2 separate regions of the Homo sapiens genome follow, and region 2 is linked to region 1. A link is a loop called in an ENCODE intact Hi-C map of the cell type or tissue named here. Cell type or tissue: ascending aorta. All regions are shown on one strand. Links, peaks and the distances in the headings refer to the core of each region. The heading gives the core; the rest is flanking DNA. Region 1 holds the start of LOC105378024 (a long non-coding RNA gene). Region 2 has its middle 130 kb from the start of LINC01625.

What was found. Hi-C counts contacts between places; a loop is a spot of excess contacts. Peaks named below come from ENCODE experiments on the same cell type or tissue, not always from the same donor. Only the 100,000 strongest peaks of a DNase experiment are listed, where the experiment ranks them.
Region 2: it touches region 1 in a loop (2.8-fold over the local background); 4 of 110 quality-filtered maps call a loop at or near these places.

The regions. Positions count from the first base shown.
Region 1 is chr6:139,536,207-139,544,546 of GRCh38, reverse strand. LOC105378024 (a long non-coding RNA gene) reads right to left here and starts at 5. Exons shown (of 2, transcript XR_943068.3): 1 at 1-5. In ascending aorta, for the core only: no CTCF peak of the experiment used is centred there; DNase peaks (open chromatin) are centred at 4,086 and 4,606; H3K27ac peaks cover 1,975 bases.
Region 2 is chr6:139,602,265-139,610,604 of GRCh38, reverse strand. No RefSeq gene overlaps it. Among named protein-coding and RNA genes, the nearest start is that of LINC01625, 130 kb to the right of the region's middle. In ascending aorta, for the core only: no CTCF peak of the experiment used is centred there; a DNase peak (open chromatin) is centred at 5,074.

The sequences.
Region 1 (8,340 bases), core at 162-8,161:
GCCAAGACGGGCAGATCACGAGGTCAGAAGATCGAGACCATCTTGGCTAACACGGTGAAACCCCGTCTCTACTAAAAATACAAAAAATCAGCCGGGCGTGGTGGTGGGCCCCTGTAGTCCCAGCTACTCGGGAGGCTGAGGCAGGAGAATGGCGTGAACCCAGGAGGTGGAGATTGCAGCGAGCTGAGATCGCGCCACCGCACTCCAGCCTGGGTGACAGAGCGAGACTGGTCTCAAAAAAAAAAAAAAAAAAAAAAGAAAAAGAAAAGAAAAGAAAGAAAACATTTGAATCTCCATGTCACAGATTAGCAAAGGTAAACCTTGGGGGCATTGAAGGAGGCAGAACAAGGCAGGCAGCCAATTCCAGTGAATAAGGAGTTTCAGAGAGAACATTCTCATCACTTCTGACCAACTCCTTCCCTTATTTTTTGGCCAGGTATGTGGATTCCCCCGCATCTGGCAGGGAAACCCAAACAGAACGTCACTTATGATATATTGATTATTTCTATTTATCTCATTGCTGAAAATGGCTAAGGATAGATTAGAACCATAATTTTATAAACAGAAATTTCTCACTAGTTAAAAGTACCACAGAGCATTCATGTGTTCCTCAAGTTGTTCATTCATTTATGCAATAGTAAAGCACTTTAGGGAATGCAAAAGAAGTAGAAAACAAGACTCAAGGAGGCAAATTTATTAAGAGTTGAATGCTTAAAACACCACACCTCATCTAGGAGTACAGTTACACCACTCTGGAGACTGAAGACAGAGGAGAAAAGTCAATGTTGGGAGGAAGTGGGTGATGAGGGTAGATGAATCTTAACTGGAAACTTCAACAGCACAATGATTTCAAGTTGTTGTTGTTTTGCCTTGGACCCCTTTCCTCAAATGAAATTTTAAGGAAATCCAGTGCAGAGGGTTCTAAGACCTGAGCCTACCTCCCAACACTCTCTACCTCCCCTATTCTTCCCCTGTCATCCCCCACTCTCCAAGTGTTGAGGGCTTGAAAACCACTGAAATATGCAAGGTGAGGGGTACAGAAGAGAAGAACTGCAGCACTCTGAGTGTAGGGAACAGCATGTGTAATTCTGAATAGGAGGTGGTGATAGATTTTCTATTAGCACAATGAACACACCTAGGCACAGTAATATGCTGAAGTAAATTCAGTGGATTATTGGGGATCACTGGAGATTAAGTTGAGGAGTGATGTGAAAAAAATGAACATTTAAGAATATTAACATGACAGCCGTGTGCTGATGATCTACAATAGACAGAGTCCAGTGAGGATCTAATTAGAGTAATTCATGCTAATTGGAGGGCAGAAATAGAGGGCCCTCCAATAGAGCTGCAGCTATAAAAATGGGGGTGCAGCCAATAGGTCTTAGTGATTGAGGGAGTTGGGGATTTAAAGGAAATGCAGTCTAAAAAGTTTTTCTTTTATTTCTTATTGATTGATTGATTGATTTTTTGAGACAGAGTTTCACTCTTGTCACCCAGGCTGGAGTGCAGTGGCATGATCTTGGCTCACTGCATCCTCTGCCTCCCGGGTTCAAGTGATTCTCCTGCCTTAGCCTCCCAAGTAGCTGGGATTATAGGCGCCTGCCATCATGCCCAGCTAATTTTTTGTATTTTTAGTAGAGACGGTGTTTCACCATGTTGGGCAGGCCGGTCTCGAACTCCTGACCTCAGGTGATCCACCCACCTCGGCCTCCCAAAGTGCTGGGATTACAGGTATGAGCCACCTTGCCCGGCATTTTTTTTTTTTTTTTTTTGATCAGGCTATGTGAAGTCTTTATATTGTACATTTGTAGGAATTTGTAATTTTTCTCATGACCATTATCTCTATTATAAATATTTGTGTGATCATTTTACTAATACCTTTCTACCCCTATACTATAAAGTTCCATGACATCAGGGCTCTGCCTGTTTTGTCACCATCGTATCACTAGAACTTAGCATAATAGGTTTATAATAGACAAATACTAGTGAAATTTAAAAACTCAGTAAATGATGGTGTCATCGATATTGCAAAAGAAAAGTAGATGAGTTTGATTTTTATCAGTTTCTTAGATGAGGAAAATAGATCTAAGTGCAAATTCTCACCCTTGCATAAGACTTAGGGATGAAGAGTAGTTGGAATGTCAGTGCCGGGTGTGAAAACTAGGCCATCAACAGCAACTGAAGCCATGAGAATGAATTAGTTCACCCGAGAGGGTGCATTTAAAGACGGAAGAGCACAGTGAGCTGAGGATTCTCATGCAAAAGTCAAATGGAGAACCAGAACAGTCAAAAAAGTAAAGAATACTTCTCTGAGGGTAAATTTGGAATGGTTTGCCATACACCCACACTTTGAGACATTTATAAACTGTAACAGGAAGAAATCCTCTTTCAAAAAAAGTTTAAAACATTAGGGATTTTGGAAGTCGAAATAAAATGTACACTTAATCAAGAGGAGTACAACTCATGTTTAAGTTCCTATCAGAATTCTTCTTCATTTTTATAAAATATGGTTAATCACCGTACCCCAAATGCGAATAGTGCCCTGTTGGAAAACACTGACCATGACACAGAGATTTTTCTTTCCTTGTCTTTCTTCTCTTTCTTCTTGTTCTCTTCTATATCCCACTTTCCTTTAGTAGCAACACATAAAACATCTCTTTCCTAGAATTATAGAAACCACATGAAATTCCATAATCTTATTTGCTGATCTAATTTTTATAGCATTCCACCTAAATCCTCTTATTAAGTATTTTTGTTGTTGCTGCTATTGTTGCAGTGATTTCTTTGTTTTTTGAGTTTTTGTTTTGTTTTGTTCTTTGGTTGGCAGAAAAAGGAGAGAGAAAAATGTTGAATGACACAAAATATAATTCCTTTTTTGTCAAAGAAGGTGCCTGTATCCCCCACCCATTTTTCCCTAGTCCATGCGACAAATAGTTCTTTCTTTTTTTCTTAAAAAGAATCATAGATCCAAGGACATTATTATGACAAAGTTACAATGTGGATTTTCTTCTATGTGATACTTTTTGCTATTTATTCTTATGCAAAATAATGTGTATTTTACTTAGAAAGTAAATAGTTGTGGATTTTGAATACTCACATGTTAAATGCTATAATTTATATATAAAATTTAAATGTCGAAATTCTACAGCTATACTAATATTAATGGCAAGGGGTCTCAGAAAATAAAACTCTAGAAACAAAAAGACCCTGCAACCACCAACAGTATTTCTCCAGGAAAAGCTGCACAGGCGCTTGATCTCAGGCCTCACATAGTGGTTTTATTCCAAAGGAAACACCAAATGACCAAAACTTGCAGTCAGTCCAGGAACAATTCAGAGCCACAGTGATTTTCTGCTAAACCTAGAAGTTAAGCCTCAGAAGACTATGGCTTGGCTCAAAGTTACTTCTTAGCCATGGAAACGTTTTAGAGTTTGTTCATTTATTCATGCATGCAAGGCTCTAAGTGAGCATTTACAATGCATCCAGCAGAGAGGAAAAAGAACCAGTCACTGCTCCCAGGAGATCAAGCTGATGGGAGAGCCCCTCCTAGCCATTCCATCATCTTTTCTGCCTCAACTTCCCAAAGACTTGGCAGGTGTCTGACTGGAAGTGGTTGTTCTTTGCTTCTATCAGTTGTGTTTATGAGCATATACAAACCTTAGAGAGCTATGATTGAACCTCGTTTTCCAAGACTAACACCATTTTTTAGTACCCACATTTATATTTTCTCTCACTCTCATTCTAAATTACAGACGCAGTCAACTCACCTGCCAGAGTTTTGCTTGCCCCAACACTTAGCAAGAAGCTGAATGCATCCAAGGATCCCCACAATCCCAGAACATTCTAAAAATATTGCAGGATGAGAAAGAATTGTCAGCAACTGAGGGAGGAAGTTGTTCAACTTCCACCAAGCATCAGGCTGAGGTGGAATGAGTGGAGACACATGATCAATGAATAAGAAAGAAAATGAGAGAGAAGATGGAGAGGATTAAGAAATAATGATTGAACACATCACCACCGCTTTGCTGGAGCAAGATCAAATACAATGGGCAACGTGACAAGCAAACAGGAAATACTGTGGCGAGTCGCCTGCTCCCCCAAGGCTGAGTAGGCCTCTGTTGCATCAGGGGAAGCAGAGTCAAATCGTGATTTCAGCTTTTCCCAATGTTGCTTTGCACACACACCAACCTCACAACTACCCCACCCTTGTCAACAAATGGGGCATGTCACCCCAGCTTCTATTTATATTATGCTGGTTTGTATGTTCTTTCTTAAAACGTGTAGCTCTCCTATTCTGTAAACATTTATTCTCGTGACCTGTGTGTTTTATCCTACGTTCATACTGAGAATGATCTTCTGGCCAGGTATCTTGCATGGTCTCAACTTGCTTCATAACCTTTCTTAATGCCTAGCAAACCAAAACCACTCAGTAGACGTTGTTGATCACCAAGTAACTGTTTACAGAAAGGAAGAGCGGGCCACACTGTGTATTGCGAGTTAATAATGTGTTCCCAGGCATTGCTCATTGCAGCTGCTCCCTTTAGAAGCAAGAATTCCTGAGCAATGACTGAGCAGACCCTATCGGTGTTCGAGCCAATGACGGCGTCCCTGGAAGGGATGCCCGATCTTGCCTTGCAATCCGGCCAGTTCCCATTGGCTGGGCATTCCGGCTAGCCAGGATTTCTTCTCCTTCCTCAGCATGGCTTTGCTCTTCTTGCTCTACACCTGGAATTTTTTCCCTAATTTAAAACATAGTCATTCTCCATGATATGCTGCCTGTGAAGCACTTCTGTGAGTTTTTCAGGTCTCAAGTGACTAATACTTTTCTCAGCACTTATAATCAGTAATGGTCTGTACTTAGCATCTTAATTTATTTACTTTCCTTCTGTATTGTTCCTTGTTTTCTGTGTCCTTGTCTTCTTCATTTTCTTTTTTTTTTCCTTTCTTTTTTTTTTTTTTTTTCTGAGACAGAGTCTCGCTCTGTCGCCCAGGCTGGAGTGCAGTGGTGCGATCTCAGCTCACTGCAAGCTCCGCCTCCTGGGTTCAAGCCATTCTCCTGCCTCAGTCTCTCAAGCAGCTGTGACTACAGGTGCCCACCACCACGCCCGGGTAATTTTTATATTTTTACTAGAGATGGGGTTTCTCCATGTTGGCCAGGCTGGTCTCAAACTCCTAACCTCAGTTAATCCACCTGCCTCGGCCTCCCAAAGTGCTGGGATTATAAGTGTAAGACACAGTGCCTGGCGTTACTTCCTATCTAGATTCTAAGCAACTTGGGAGCTCACTGCCTTGCAGCATAGCATTATGTTTATATAGGATCAGCAAATGATTGGTGGAATGGGTGGCTCCTCAGTGAACCAGAAACTGGGTAATATTCAAGTGCACCCACACTTGTGTGCGCTAGCCATGCACATGCACATAGTATCATCATGTGCTAGTTACTTTGCATGTTATCTCATTTAATACTCACAGCAACCCAATGGAGGTAGTTACCATTCCCATTTCCGTTTAATTAATGAGAAAAATTTAGAGAAGCTACCTATTTTGCCAAGAGTCACTGTGTTAGAGACAGTGATAGCCTATATGCTTTATTGCTTTTTAACTCCGGTCCATGTCTCCTGTCCCACAGATGTAATCATAACAATGTAACAGCTAATGCTCTTTAAAAAAAAAAAAAAGAAAGAAAGAAAATCTTGATAAAAGTATAACCTGTCTCTCCCATTTACCCTTCCAGTAGTCCACCACCCCCCGAGCCTTTCCCTTTCGCCGTTGCAGTATTGACTGTTCTGAACATATGGGCATTACCCAGTACGCTAGGTCTAAGCCAGGAAATGTCGCTGCGAATAATAATAACAGGATCAACTTCTCAGTGGTGTTAGTGTGAATACGACAACACACTGTATTTTCCAGCAAATGTGTCATCCTTCCACTCATTGACACGAGGACTTGTTCTTCCTGCCTAACTGAGTCAGTCACAATCCCAGCATTTCAACGGATGTGTTGTGAACCTCCTGTGAAGAAAAAATGTCAACATAAACAGTACCCAATAGTGAGAACTATAAGGTTTTCAGGCTCTCGACAGGGATTAGATTGCTTGATTCTGAAGCTTCTGAGACATAGATACCACAAAGAGTGTGACAATTGCCAATTGACAGCTGAAAGACACCAAGGCTGAGGGAAGTTAAGTGATTTACGCAAGGTGAATAAGTTAGTAAGTGGGAGAGCCTTTACTAGAACCAGGTTTTTTGTTTGTTTGTTTTTTTGAGACAGTCTTGCTCTGTTGCCCAGGCTGCAGTGCAGTGGCCCGATCTCTGCTGACTGCCACCTCCGCCTCCCAAGTTCAAACAATTCTCCTGTCTCAGCCTCCCAAGTAGCTGGGATTACAGGCATGCACCACCATGCCTGGGTAATTTTTGTGTTTTTAGTAGAGATGGGGTTTCACCATGTTAGCCAGGCTGGTCTAGAACCACTGACCTGAAGTGATCCACCTGCCCCAGCCTCCCGAAGTGCTAGGATTACAGGCGTGAGCTACTGCGCCCAGCCTAGGGTTTTGTTGTTGTTGTTGTTGTTGTTGTTGTTTTAATTTTTATTTCTTTATTTATGAGACAGAGTCTCACTTTGTCACCCAGGCTGGAGTGCAGTGGCACAATCTCAATTCACTGCAGCCTCAAACTCCCCAGGCTCAAGTGATCCTCCCACCTCAGCCTCCTAAGTAGCTGGGACTACAGGCATGTGCCACCACACCCAGCTAATTTTTTATTTTTTGTAAAGATGATGTCTCACTATGTTGCCCAGGCTGGTCTCGAACTCCTGGGATCAAGTGATCCACCCACCTCGGCCTCCCAAAGTGAGGGATTACAGGCGTGAGCCACCACGGCTGGCCTATGTTTTTCAAATTGTCATCTTTCTCCCACATGTCTGGAGAGGAAGAGTCGAATGAAATAGAACTATTCATACGACAGGGCCTGGACAAGGGTAAATGTGCACAAGAAGCTAAGAGCTCTCAGGAGTGTGGAGAGAAGCCCCCTTTAGCAAGAGAAGAAAGATCCTAACACAGCCCAGGGCAGGAGACAGGGAGGGAGGGCAGAAGAGTGGGCACCTGCAACTTGGAACTTGGCAGGAGAGACTGTTCTCCAATGTTCCTGTTCAGAAAGCAAATGTATTTGAAATGCTGAGGACTCCACATATATTCTGTTAATAATTTACCAACTGAAACCATTAAAGATGTTGACAAAAGACAAAAGCTTTTCCATTTACTATGGGTGTCTGTGGGTGATTTGAAACCACTCATTACCTTTATAAGCTCCTGGGTTAGTTCTGGGTGTCCCGGCTAATTGGCAACAGCAAGAGGCACCTTGGACCAGCAGCGGATAGAGTTTTGGTTTGAACATGCGACTACCCTGATTCCACATTCAGGCGTTTTGTCATGAATTCACCGAGGGACTGTTGGTCCAGGCCTCTGTAGGCAAATTATATTTGCCAATAGATGACATTTATAGTGTAACTGGATATCCCTGGATGAGAAGCTAAAAATGAAAAAGTAAATATGTTTTCCCAGAAGAAGCCCATCAAGATGTCACCAGAGTTGAACACACAATGGAAGCAAGGAAGTAGAACATTCCTGTAATCAAATAATGTTATTCTTTCAGAGACTTCGAAGTATACAGGGACCAAAATTCCTGAAGTGAAAGGAACAAACTGCTCTTACTGAGCAGGATGAATGAATTCTCTCAAGCTATGATTTGTAAATAAGGCCCAAGCAGTACAGTACTTGCTATTTTAAAGTTCTGGATTCTTGTTCCATTTCTGCCACCCCCAGGCTCCTTGGATAAGTGTATCAGTTAGGATGCATTTTGGCTACAAATTACACAAAAATGCAACTAAAGTAGTTTAAACAGTGAGAACACTTATCATTTTTTATGGCATGAGGGCCAGAGTTATGAAAGTTCCAGGACAGTTAGGTTGGCAGCTCCATGATCTGTGACCATCTTTCCAGTCCGTCACACCTCATGGACAAGGTCATCCTTACAGGCTAGCTTCCTCCATGGCCCTAAGACAGTTACTGGAATGTCCACGCCACACAGAGATACTGAGGTCCAGAGGTGGGAAGGGAATGTCCACTAGGTGTGTCTCTTTGGAAAGTGAAGAAAACTTTCCAAAAAGCTTGGTCAGACCATATTACATACCTAAGCATAAACCCAATCATTTAGCAAGGCAGATAGATAGTATCTCCATAGTTGACTTACCTACTCAAGATGCACCGCCCCGCCCTCATCCTGAGGCTGAAGAGGGGCCCTAGCCTGCCTTCAGGCACATGGGCACTCAGAGGAGGGAAACCAA
Region 2 (8,340 bases), core at 317-8,316, 66 kb before region 1:
TCTAACCTTATCTCCTTTACTCTACGTCCCCAAATGGTGGGGTATTCTTTCAGTTAAAGGCCACCACCACCTTCTTTGAGAACTTGCCCCCCTCTTCCTATACCTTTAACCTTCCTCTCCTTTCTGACTTTCCCACTTCAACCTGCAAATATTCCCACATGCTTCACATTCACTACAAACCCTCCTTTGACCTTGGATCCACCTCCTGCTACCAACCAGTCTATCACTTCTGCATCTCTATTCATACAGAATATCTCTCTCCTCTTCCCTCTCACTCTGCAGACATTTACTCCTCCTTTTAGAATCATTCCATAGTTGTAACACCATCCATCTCCCACCCCCCAATAAGAGTAGTAAACATCCCTCATTGCCTCACAGAATTACCCCAAATACCCTATTGGTGTTATCAGTTTACCTCAACAGCCTTGAAAGTAGACCTAGGAGGCTTGGCCGACAAAGAAAGAGATATACATTGATTCCTTAGGGAATAAATGAATGCACCAGTTCTAGACAAACACATATGAAAAAGAACTAATATGATTATGTGTTATAACCTTGATAGGTACATTTTGTTGTTGAAACTTAAAATTTTTCAGATGAATAAGGCCAAGTCAGTAATCTCTTTGGCCCTGAATTCTGTGTAGGCAAAAATGTGTAAACTCCCACATGGAAATACTAGCCATAGTCTCGGTGCCCTCCAATCAGTAATACAATTGATAACACATATTTTTCCCTGGGCCATTTGGTCTAATCTTTCTATGATCTACATAACTTCTCTTGACTTTTTCATTCTAGAGTCTATACTCTAGATATTCCATACACAGACCAGCACACTGCCATGGGCATCCCTGGACTGTCACTTAGTCTTTCTATCTATGCGTACTGTTTTACCCACTGTCACAAAACTTCAGACACAGAACAGTCTGGAGAGGTAAGCTCTGTTTATCCAAGATCACATATTTTGTTGATTTTTTTTTTAGTTGGGGATTTTTTGAAAGTTTAAAATTTTTTATTTTGTATATCTTATTTATTTATTTGTTTATTTATTTGGAGTGCAGTGGCGCCATCTCAGCTCACTGCAACCTCTGCCTCCTGAGTTCAAGCAATTCCCCTGCCTTAGCCTCTTGAGTAGCTGGTGCACACCACCATGCCCAGCTAATTTTTTTTTATTTTAGTAGAGACGGGGTTTCACTATATTGGCCAGGATGGTTTTGATCTCCTGACCTCGTTATCCACCTGCCTTGGCCTCCCAAAGTGCTGGGAGTACAGGCGTAAGCCACTGTGCCCGGCCTGTATATCTTATTTTTTTAAGCCACCCTTCATTGAGACTTATTGTGGGATAGAACTAGAACATGAGCTTGGCTTACATTTTCTCATTCAGACTTTACCACAATCCTATCAAGTTCACACTACGATTATAAATTTCATCCCCATTTTACAATTGAGAAAACTGAGGTATAAGGAAATTAAGAAAGTTAATCTAAACCACATAGCTGGTAAGGTCTTGAGTCAGAACAGCTGTTTCCAAAGCAGACACTCTTAACCAATACTCTACAATGTCTCATGGAAAATCCGAGAATAGATATTCAGAGGAAAAACTGATGATAGATACTCATGTGTATTTAAAAAGAGAATGAGGCCTGGGAATATATTTCCTTATTATTTATAGAGTGTGTAAGTTTTTAAAAATGTAGAATAATAACATAGGGAACAGAAGAAAAGAAAAATACCCTAAAGATTTCTAAAAGAACATTTTGACCGAAAGAGGCTTTTCTAAGCAAGTAGTTTACTCCTGGGCCATTAGTCATGGATTTAGATTTTCTTTTGAGCTATTGATTAGCAAGTGAAATGCAATTTACAGATTTTGTTAATCATTGTTCTCTTGGTGAGCAAATTTTTCAATCTGTTTCAAAAACAGTCAAGTAATAGAACTAAAAAACCCCAAGCCAAGTTGGATGGGAGAGAAGAGTACTCAAACATTTGCACTGACATCATTGTTTACCTAGTGGAGACCCTCCTAACATTCTAGGAAGAATAACTCCTTCAGGAAGGGTTTCTGTTCTCAGAAAAACATTCCACAAACCTTTATAATTAAGAAGGAAATGCAAGGCCCAAGAGACTTTTCCTTATCAGCAAAGTCATCCTAAATGTATATAAATTTATTCTCTAAAATAATCAAGAAAGAGGATATTTTAAATATAAATAAATGAAGGATTTTTTGTTTCCTATTACATGAATCCATCTCCATCCTGTCTTTGAGTTAATCATCATCAAATTGCACTAAATCAGAGATGGCAGGGGCTGCGCCTGGCTGGATACCAGTGTTTCTCAGTGTTTGGTTATACTGGAAATGTCTTTGGAATGAGCTTAATCTGAAAGATTTTTGACCAGTAATTCTCTTAGAGTTCTAAACAGCAGAGGTTTTTTTGGTGGGGAGAGTAGGGTGGGGAGATGAAGGGATCTCTGTGTGTGATACATATTTTCTTCTTAAATCAAAAATAAGATGGCATCAAGAATTTCTCTCCAATTTTCTCTGTCTCTCTCATGCGCGCGCGCACACACACACACACACACACACACACACACACACTCCCTCCTCCCATCACAACACTTCTGCTGTTGGGAAGTCTAAGAGAATTGGGAAAAGGAGGAAGGAGTGGTGAGGGGAGGGAGACATTTACTTTCTGCACTGTTTGCTTTTTTAACCATGTTTATGTGATTCTTTTGGGGTAAAATAATAACTTTTTTGAACCCTGAACAAAATGAAAAGGCAAAAAGACTCACAGCTACACAGTCAGCTGTTGTAATAAAGAAGGTAGAAGGGAAGTACAAGCAAAATATTCCAGGTTGGCAGTGTCATCTGTATTATTCTTTGGCTGAAAGGCGAAGTTTCTCCTGAGGGTTTAGGTTGTTTGCCCAACTAAGGGGTGGGGTGAAGGATAAGGAAGGCAGATTTGCGTCTATAGCTGATTGGCAGTTTCTGTGAGGAATTATCCACTCCAATAAATTTTGTTATTTCTGCAGTTTCTTTCTCAGAGTTGATGGTACTCTTTACTCTTGGGTGGGGGGTGGTGTGGGGAATGGGATGTTGTTTCTGGTGACTGCTGGGAGAAGAGAGTAGGGGGTAGCTGTTTGAGAGACTGAAAAGGTTCTGGGAGAATGGAATGTTGTTGTTCCTTCATTTTTGAAACCACTCTTCTTTTTGATCGTGTTTGTACTTTAAAATTTCACACTGTGGTCAAACTAGGCAAGGTATAATTTAACATGTCCCCTATAAACACTGGACAACTGCACTTGCCTGTATGCACACAGGCACACAATTTTTATATAGACATTTGTGGGGGAAAAAAATCACATTTTAATTAACAACCAGAATGTGAAAAGGCAAATATTTTAAATGCCACCTATTTTTTTTTTTGCTTTTCCTACAGTTTTTCTATTTAATGGAGATAACATATAAACCCAAGTGCTGTCTTTCTCTCCTTCTCAACTATAATTTAGAATCACACTGAAGAAGAAAGTTGTAAATAAGACAAAGTTAAAATTTATATTTCACATCAAGCATTCAACTGTAATGTAAAGAAAAGCAAACTTTAAGTTTACTGAAAAGGAATATTCCAGCAATTACCAAAAGATTCCACAGCTGTTAAACTAGAGAAACTATTTTTTCTTTCTTGGATTCCAACTCATCATCTCTCACAATTACCTCATAACTAATCAAAGCTTTTATGAAAACGTTAGTAGCCAAAAGAGCCACTTTGATTGCCTTCATTCCATTGACACACTATTTACAGGCGTGTTTATTGCCACTAATAACTTTCTTTTTTAATTTTAAAATTTCTTCACTTGAAATCTGCTTTAAAAACAACAATAAAATATATTCTAAAATATTCACATAGTATTTAGATAGAACATCAATTTTCTAGGGCATTTCTTTACAACATGTAAGGAAAATGTACTCAGGGAAAGGGATGCAGTTCTTGATCTTGAAGACGGCAGCATCAAGCTTTCTTCGAGCATCTTCTTCTTTGAGGACGCACTGCTTGGAAGAGCTATTATAAGAATGTATGCACCGGGCGCAGTGGCTCACGCCTGTAATCCCAGCACTTTGGGCAGCTGAGGCAGGCGGGTCACTAGGTGAAGAGATTGAGACCATCCTGGCCAACATGATGAAACCCCATCTGTACTAAAAATACAAAAATTACCTGGGCATGGTGGTGCGTGCCTGTAGTCCCAGATACTGCAGAGGCTGAGGCAGGAGAATTGCTTGATCCTGGGAGGTGGAGGTTGCAGTGAGCCAAGATCGTGCCACTATACTCTAGCCTGGTGACAGAGTGAGACTCCATCTCAAAAAAAAAAAAAAAAAAAAAAAAGAATATGTGTATGTGACTTATAGACATCTATGATAAATAGCCATGCCTAAATTAGACTGTGTCCGTCCATGCTTTCATACATTCACCAAGTATTTGACCAAGACTTTATGCTGTTTTGCTAATACAACCATGTATCAAACATAAATACTACTCTTAATTTGCACGCAATCTAATAAGAACTTTAAAGAATAGTGTTTCTTGGCTAGGCGCGGTGGTTCATGCCTGTAATCCCAGCACTTTGGGAGGCCAAGATGGGTGGATCATTTGAGGTCAGGAGTTCGAGACCAGCCTGGCCAACATGGTGAAACCCCGCCTCTACTAAAAATTCAAAAATTAGCTGGGCGTTGTGGCGGGCGCCTGTTGTCCCAGCTACCTGGGAGGCTGGGGCAGGAGAATCGCTTGAACTTGGGAGGTGGATGTTGCAGTGAGCCAAGATCACACCACTCTACTCCAGCCTGAACGACAGAGCGAGACTCTGTCTCAAAAAAAAAACAATAAACAAAAAAAACCAGAATAGTGTTTCTTGCCACTAGATCCTAGGCCTTTGCATCAGTCGGCTGTTAGCACAATGCTGCATAACAACAACAAAACCTTGACATTTTAGTGGTTTGCAAAAGTAAGCATTTATCTCTTGCTCAATATCTGTGGATAGGGTTCAGCTTACGTAGGCTTGAGTCAGCTGGACTTGGCTCCAAACTTTGAATTGGGTCCAAACGTGCTAATTCCTCTATAAACCAGTGGCTATCCAAGGCATGTTCTTTATGAAGCAAAAGGAAAGAGCACAAAAGGGAAAGTTCCACTGCACAATTCAAACATCTGCTCCTGTCACCTCTGCTGACATCTCACTGGCCAAAACAAATCACATGGCCAAGGCCAGCACCAATGGGACGGGGAAGTATACTCCATAGGAAATAATAGCCATAATAAAGACAGAAGAGAGTGAATACTTGCTGGACAAAATCCAATCTCCCCAAAATCCTCTTCTCTTTTCATATCATTCTTTCTCTAAGAGATCTCATCAAATCCAGAGATTTCCTTCCTATCTATGTATAGATAATTCGCTAATTTATATCTCCAGCTGAGAACTCTCTTCTCAGTTCTAAACCAAGTTTTAAAACCAAGAAACTACTTGATAATTGTACTGGGATATCTCAAAGATACTCCAAAGTTAATATGTCTTAAATAAAAATCATGCTAACCCCCACCATCTATCATAGACCAAAGTGGTATTCTCCTGGTATTCTCCATGTCAGTGAGTACCACATTATCTATTCAAACCAGAAATCTAAGAATCTATACTATTCCCTCTCCTTCAACCTTCAAATCCAATTGATTGCCAAGACCTATTTTACCTTCATCTTTTCTCTTCATCTTTATCAGCATCCTACTCTACCCTACCAACATCTCACACCTGATATCACTTAATATCTATTAACCAGTGTACCCACTTTCATACTGGTCCTATTTAATTGGTTTTCCATTTAGAGTATCATTTTTTTGAAAGGCAAATCTAATCATGTGACCATTCCTGCTTAACTCTCTTTAACGGTTTGGTGGTTTTTAAATATGCCCCAAATTATTTGATGTTACTTCTTTTAAAAGTGAAGCCTAGTTCTCCTCTCCTTAATAAAATGTGGAACGGAATTAGCTACTTTTTTTTTTTTTTGAGATGAAGTCTCGCTCTTGTTGCCCAGGCTGGAGTGCAATGGCATGATCTTGGCTCGCTGCAACCTCCACCTCCCAGGTTCAAGTGATTCTCCTGCCTTAGCCTCCCAAGTAGCTGGGATTACAGGCATGCGCCACCACGCCTGGCTAATTTTCGTATTTTTAGTAGAGATGGGGTTTCCACCATGTTGGCCAGGCTGGTCTCAAACTCCTGACCTCAGGCTATCTGCCCATCTCAGCCTCCCAAAGTGCTGAGATTACAGGTGTGAGCCACCACGCCCGGCCCTAGTTACTTATTTTTAACAAATAGATGTGATGGAAGTGCAATGTGACTTCTGAGGCTAAGCTTTTAAAAATATACCTTTGCCTCTCTCTCTCTCTCTTTCTCCCTCTCTCTGTCTCTGTCTCTCTCTCTCTTTCTCTGTTTCTCTCTTTCTCTCTCTCTCATTACTTACTCTCGGAGAAGACAGCTACCATGGCATGGAAATTCAAGCAGCCTTATGGAGAAGTAGCTCAAGCTTCTCACCAACAGTCAAAACTAATTTTCCAACGACGTGAGCCACCTTATAAGCAGATCCGTCGCCCTAGTCAAGACTTCAGATGACTTCAGCCCTGTAAGATATCTTGTCAGCAACTTTCTGAGAGACCTAAAGCTAGAGCTGCCTGGCTAAGCTGCTCCTGGATTCCTGACCCACAGAAACTGAGATACTAAATGTTTATAATTGTTTTAAGCCACTAAGTTTGAGGATAAATTGTTATGCAATAGTGGATAACTTCCCATTCCTCTTAGGAGAAAGAGCAAAATGCTTAACCCCCTTCTCCAGACACATCCCATAACCTTTCCCACCCACTCTCTGCCTCCCAGACATGCAGATCTTCCTTCCGTCCTTTGGACACACGATGTTCCTTTCTCCCACAGAGCTTTTGCTCATTATCTTCTGATTTTGCAATAAAGGTATTTCTTTCTATCTTCACCACATTATACCCTATATTGCCACTAAATCTTCGCAACCTTCTTACTTTTCCTGAGATATTTTTCCAGATATTAGTGAACTGGTTAAACTCATATATCATAACCTTTCTCTGCATCATGTAACTCCCCCACTCCATTTACATTAATCATGTGATAATTTGATTTCCATTTCTTCCTCTGTAGACTTCCTGAGAGTTCACTTTGCCCACCATTGAATCCCTAGTACCTGTAATAACGACTGGCTTGGAGTTGGCAGCCAACAAAAATTTGTCGAACGGATGAACGAAATGAAGGAACGTGAGAGGTACACAGGAACCACAATCATATAAGGCAAAACTTGCCATGTTTGGAGTGAGCAGAGCTGGAAGGCCGTACAAATAGGTATCAAGACAGATTGTCTAGTTTACCATTTATGTCCACAATTCCTGTTGCCTCTGTCCTTTCACCTCCCCTTCAAAAGCAGCCTTCCTCTTTCTCCCTGCTTCCCCTTAAAAGTTTCCAAATCCCTTATCTCCATTTTCCTTGCTTGTCAGTATTCACTGGCAACAAAGGGTCAAATAAAGTCATTCACATTGAGGTGCTTATTGTCGGCAGAAAGTCCAACTGTGCAGGGAAGCCCTGGAGGGAAATAGAGGTAGAGGAAATGAGCTGGTTAAGTGGGACAAAAACCCAGGACAGAAGAGAGGCCAGGGTGAGAGTGGACTAGGCTGGAGTCAAATGGAAATGAGGGGGTGGGAGGTAAAGGATAAGGGAGAGGGCAGTGGGGCTAGTTCAGACCCCCGCCCAGCAACTCTCCTAATCCAAGGAAACAAGAAACAGACACAGCTTCCAAGCCATAGGGTGCAATCCGGAGTGTCTGTTGCAAAGCTAGACTGTGAGAATGCCTGTCTGAGGTGACTGAGATAAGGAATAGGAGGCAGGGTCTGGCATTGAAAAAAAGAAGCCTGCAGGAACAGGGCAGGATAAAAGGCCTCCAAATAGTAAGTTTTAGTGGAGACTAGGCACACCTCTGGATGCCAGAAAATTAGAGGAAACAGAGAAACTCTAGATGAAGGAAGAGGGGCCCTTTTATCTAGGGCTCAATAATCTGTAGATTCACCATCTCCATGGGCCTCCTCCCCCTCTACGAGCATGGAAGGCTGTTCTCAGCACTGCATGGCCAGGGGAAGCTCTGGGGGTCTTGTCCAGATGTCCTTACTATGGTTCCACTGGGATAGCTATAGATGATCAAGTATTTACCATCAGTTAGCGGGCTGAGGCATGGGACTGGCTCAGAGGTATATACAGGTAAATGACTAAGAAACTTCTGTTTTGTTTTGTTTTGTTTTG